2 separate regions of the Homo sapiens genome follow, and region 1 is linked to region 2. A link is a loop called in an ENCODE intact Hi-C map of the cell type or tissue named here. Cell type or tissue: PC-9. All regions are shown on one strand.

Evidence for each region. Hi-C counts contacts between places; a loop is a spot of excess contacts. Peaks named below come from ENCODE experiments on the same cell type or tissue, not always from the same donor. Only the 100,000 strongest peaks of a DNase experiment are listed, where the experiment ranks them.
Region 1: it touches region 2 in a loop (8-fold over the local background); 28 of 110 quality-filtered maps call a loop at or near these places.

The regions. Positions count from the first base shown.
Region 1 is chr15:67,090,432-67,092,931 of GRCh38, forward strand. The region is part of intron 1 of SMAD3 (SMAD family member 3); the gene reads left to right. Among named protein-coding and RNA genes, the nearest start is that of SMAD3, 26 kb to the left of the region's middle. RefSeq lists enhancers at 1-91, 658-747. In PC-9, no CTCF peak of the experiment used is centred here; DNase peaks (open chromatin) are centred at 980 and 1,420; H3K4me3 peaks cover 1,894 bases; H3K27ac peaks cover 2,500 bases.
Region 2 is chr15:67,149,201-67,151,700 of GRCh38, forward strand. All of the region lies in intron 1 of SMAD3 (SMAD family member 3), which reads left to right. Among named protein-coding and RNA genes, the nearest start is that of SMAD3-AS1, 3.5 kb to the left of the region's middle. RefSeq lists an enhancer at 747-1,554. In PC-9, no CTCF peak of the experiment used is centred here; DNase peaks (open chromatin) are centred at 471, 1,021 and 1,441; H3K4me3 peaks cover 1,229 bases; H3K27ac peaks cover 2,500 bases.

The sequences.
Region 1 (2,500 bases), 59 kb before region 2:
CATCTAGCCCAACCCCATCATTGACAGCTGGGGGAAACTGAGCTCCTGAGCGGGGCAGTGACTTGCGCAAGTCATTTGTTGGGAAGAATGGGGCAGGATGATGATGATGTCCACTTCTTGGGGACGATGGGGCAGGGTGGTAAACACTTCTCAATGCTTGCTTATGGGCTCTGATGTGAACCACTCACTATAGGCTGAATCCTGGTTTTCCAAGTGTTTAGAGGCTGAGCTGTTGTCCCCTGGGATTTTGGAAGGTAGACTCACATTTCACTGAAAGCCCTAGATGCTTCTCCTTACTGCAGTTCCCCTCCCCAGCACTCCCATCTCCCTGTTTTCTGGGGATTTAAATCAGCTTTGACTTGGGTCTGAAAGTAACCCGTGACAGCAGTAAGCCTCTCGATCTGTTGTTTGCAGTGTTTCAGCTAAAATATTATAAACAGACCACCAAACTGTGTTTGGTCCAAGGCCAAGCCCCTCCCTCCCTACTTGAACACTTGATTACCTGCTGCAGGGTTGCGTCTTGAGCTCCGAGGAGGAAACTGTTTATTTCAGGGCTGTTAGAGTGCAGTGCAGGAATCCAGGAGAATTTATTGTATTGTTACCATCTGGTTTCATGGAGTCTGTTTCTTTTGATTTTAATTGTGCCCTCTGGAGAGAAAGATCCTCGAAATGGTGGAAAAAGAAGATACCACCTTCCTCCCTGCCCTGCCCATGCCCTGGCACACACATTGCTATGGTGCATGGTGGGCATGGCTGAACCAAGTCCCCTTATTCTTTGAACATCTTTGCGTATTATTCCTGCTCCCCCAGCCGTCTCCAGGCCCCAGTCTCCTCTGGAGGGATTTCCCAGATGGCTTCCAGGCCAGAGCCTGACAGGAGAGATAGGACCTGCCTCCACGGTAACAAATGGCTGAAGGCGGTTTGGGGTGTTGCCAGTAGCCTGCCCTTCCGCAGTGGCTAAGGATCCGGTGTTGCGGTGATACATGATGTGACCTCTTCAACCAGTGAGTCACTCACCCCCAGATAACCACCCGGTACTTTCAGGGGAAACCGTTGTATCATTGTGGCTGTGGCCATGGTTTCTCCAAAATAAGGTGTTTTTAGAAATGAAAGTACAGGGATTGGTTTCCTTAGATTCATTGTCATGGATTCATAGTTCCCCAACCTTTTTCACGTAAAGACTCACCTCTGTTTCCTCTTAAATTGTACATTTGGTGTCTGTTTTATATATTAATAATAACTGACACTCTTCTAAAGTTTTTTGGGGAAAGAAAACATAAGTTTACCAAGCTCTCAATTCTAGAAGGTAATAGCCTTCTAGAATTGTCCATTTGCATAAGCATTTTTATGCTTATTGCTGTAATCAGTGTGTCAGTCAAACGGGAAGGAGGAACTACATCAGGTATTTAGCACAAAGGGAATTTAATACGGGACCTTGGTTACACAGGTGATAAAGCAGCTGAGAAGCCACAATGGGAAGGTGAGGTGACCCAGAACTTGGAGGAAGCCGCTGCCTTTAGGCTGGAGGGACAAAGGGAACAGGTGGTGTTCCCAGAGCCCAGGGTTGGGGTCACCAGTGGGCCTGTCTAGAGCAGTTGCAGCTGCTTCTAAAATTGCCGACCCAAGGTAGAAAAGGAGAGAGGGGAGAAACACTGTGGCCTCTCCCTCCCTCCTACCCACTACTTGCTGTGAGAGCCTCCTATTATTTAAACCCTGCTGGAGGCCTCCTGATCTGGAGCCTGGAAAGTCAGGGCTCAGCCCCAGGGAGGACACAGCAGAGCACAGGAAGATGAGGGATGGATCAGAGGGCAAACTGGACTTGGACCAGCACAGGGTGCAAGCCTGATGCTCTAATTTTATATTTTATCAGCATTTTCTTATATGTGGCTTTCATAATTACACATATTTTATCAAGTAGATGAACCGCATTTAACCATTCCCCAGCTGTTAGGTGAACACTTTAAATTACTATAAATCAGCAGTTCTCAAAGTGTGGCCCTGGGCCAGCAGCGTCAGCATCACCAGGGAACTTACTAGGAATGCAGAGTCTCAGGCCCCGCCCCCAGGCCTCTTGGATCAGAAACCCTGAGGGCGGTCCCAGCAGTCTGAATTTTGTACACTCTCCGAGGGCTGCTGATGTGCATTTGAGCTTGACAATCATGATTATAGGCAATGATGCACCGTGTGGAAGCTGGGGGCAGGATACTGAGGAGGGTGCTGGGGGTAGGAGTGGTGGAGGGAGTTTGTCCAGGGGAATGTGGTGTAGCGGAAAAGGCACAGGACTGGTAGGGCTGTGCCCCTTTAGGCCCAAGCCTGCCCTTGCTCTTAACCTCTTAATGGGTTTCTTCTTTCTTCTGTTAAACAGCTAAAAATATCAAATCATGGGGTTGCTGTGACGGTTAAATGTAATAACAGGCACGATGTTCCATATATGTTGGGTCTTCTGGAGCTTTGGGGAAGGAGGTGTGGCAATAACAGCCAGCTTCTGCATCATGGAAAA
Region 2 (2,500 bases):
GTGCAGGAGCCTCACATTCAGATACTGTGGCTGCAACATTTTACCTCCACTACTTGGGCCTGTTCAGCATTTTGAGTTTCTATGCCTGTAAATTAGGCCTGTCTAGGAAGTGGGGGTGAGGTGGTGGGTGGGCAGGTGCTCTGAATCTCAGCTGGGACTGGGTGGGCTGATACCGGGGAGAGTTGTAAGTATCTAGGACCCAGCGGGAGGACGCCTCACCTGGAACCCTTTGCTTGTTCCTGATTGTAGCTGTTTTAGGGATGCAGCTTTCAGACAAGGGCCACTTAGTTGATGAGGCCGGCTTAATCGAGGAGGGCTGTTGCCACCCTGACATTGTTAAGTGTGGGCCTGGCTTCTCTGAAGTCCTCCTTTCTTGCTTGTGTGGAATTCCTGTTTTCCTGCCCATAGGGGTTCTTTGCTGTCTTAGGTGAATTGCCCCAATGAACCAGAACCTTTTTTTTTTTAGGTACAATAGGAGGTCTGTACCCTTAGACAGAAAGGAATGCTAATTGGCCACTTAACTGTCCTCAGGGTACAGATGCCAGAATATACAGGGCACCCATTCTTTGTTACCATTTGGGATGGAAACTGCTTATATAAGCTTGTAAAGCTTTGGTTCAGAAAGCAAGAGAATGTGTATGGAACGTTAGCAATTGCTGTCATGCAAATGCTGCATTTTTTGCATGTAAAGGTACCTCTTTACCTCCATGGTCCTTAAACTAACTTTTTCAAGAAACATGGTCATTTCCCACCCTTCCTTTACTTCCAGCTCCCCATTCATACCCAACAGTGGCTAACTGAAAGGTTTGCAAATCCTGAAGGCTTTGGGGCTTCTTTTAAAAAGAAGAGACTGAGTTGTAAATGTCATAAGACTGAGATGGTTGTAAATGTCCCAACCATACTGTGTGACATTTGCTAGGAATTGTTGTAAAATCACTGGAGTGAGCGCTTGTCCTGAGGCACTGCCTCTCCGCGTGAATGTCACTGAGTCGCCCGGTTGACCCGTTGCATGTTATGCAGCACTTGTGACATTGTTTTATCTCTCTAGCCGGTGACTCATAATTAAGGAAGTCAAAACTGTGCAATTAACACAAAACCTCCTCATTTGCCCTCTTCACCTCTCCCCAACCCCCGCCCCCAGTCAGGAATGCCCGCCTGACATTTTCTCTAAGTCTTTGGAAACTTTAAGATTTGTTTTGATAGAACAAGGCCGCCAGTTATCATCGCCTGGTTCCACTTGTTTTACCCCAAAAGTCTGTGAGAATCTTTTCCAGGAAAAAAAAGAAAGAAAGAAAGAAAGTAAATCCCACCCCCAAGCGTGCAGTCTGCCCACAGGAAGTGATTCATGGTGCTCCGATTCGGGCAGACCTGACTGCAGGAGGCGGGAGGCTGGGAACCAGGTCTGGGAAAAGAGGGCAGAGAGAGGATACCCAGACCTAATGGCTTCTGCTCTGTGGAAGAAAGTGAAAAACAGAATGACTAAGAGTCCTGTAATAAGAATTGTTTGTTTTGTGAAGTTGAACTAATAGTGAGGTTTGCCGGCAGATAAGACTTGAGAAATTGCAGTTGTCAGGGGAGGGGACTTTTCCATGTCCTGCTTTTTTTTTTTTTTTTTTTTTATTAAGAGAGCAAAGCTATTTCTCAGTCTTTTTTTTTTTTTTTTTTTTTTTTTTGAGATGGAGTCTCTCTCTGTCGCCCAGGCTAGAGTGCAGTGGCACAATCTCGGCTCACTGCAACCTCCACCTCCCAGGTTCAAGTGATTCTCTTGCCTCAGCCTCCCCAGTAGCTGGGATTACAGGTGCCCACCACCATGCCTGGCTAATTTTTTTGTATTTTTAGTAGAGACGGGGTTTCACCATGTTGGCCAGGTTGGTCTTGGAACTCCTGACCTCAGGTGATCTGCCCACCTTGGCTACCCAGAGTGCTGGGATTACAGACGTGAGCCACCACGCCAGGCCTTATATCTCAGTCTTAAGACATTCATATATTAGTGGAAGGCCCAGATTTGTGTTTCAGTTCTACCTTGCCACCTCTAAGCCTGTTTTCTTTTCTTTGGAGAAGAGGGTCTAAGATGAGACCATTATCTCACAGTCTCCAATAGCTCTTTCTCCCCATTTTCCCTTTTATTTATTTATTTATTTATTTATTTTGAGACGGAGTCTCTCTCTGTTGCCCAGGCTGGAGTGCAGTGGCACAATCTCGGCTCACTGCAACCTCCACCTCCTGGGTTCAAGCGATTCTCCTGCCTCAGCCTCCTGAGTAGCTGGGACTACAGGCTTGCGCCACCATGCCCGGCTAATTTTTGTATTTTTAGTAGAGACAGGGTTTCACTATGTTGGCCAGGCTGGTCTCGAACTCCTGACCTTGTAATCCACCCACCTCAGCCTCGCAAAGTGCTGGGATTACAAGCATGAGCCATTGCACCCAGGCTATTTTCCCTTTTTCCTTTCCCTCTAAAGTTAGAGTTTTTGAAAAATATTTGATTTTTTTAAATTGACAA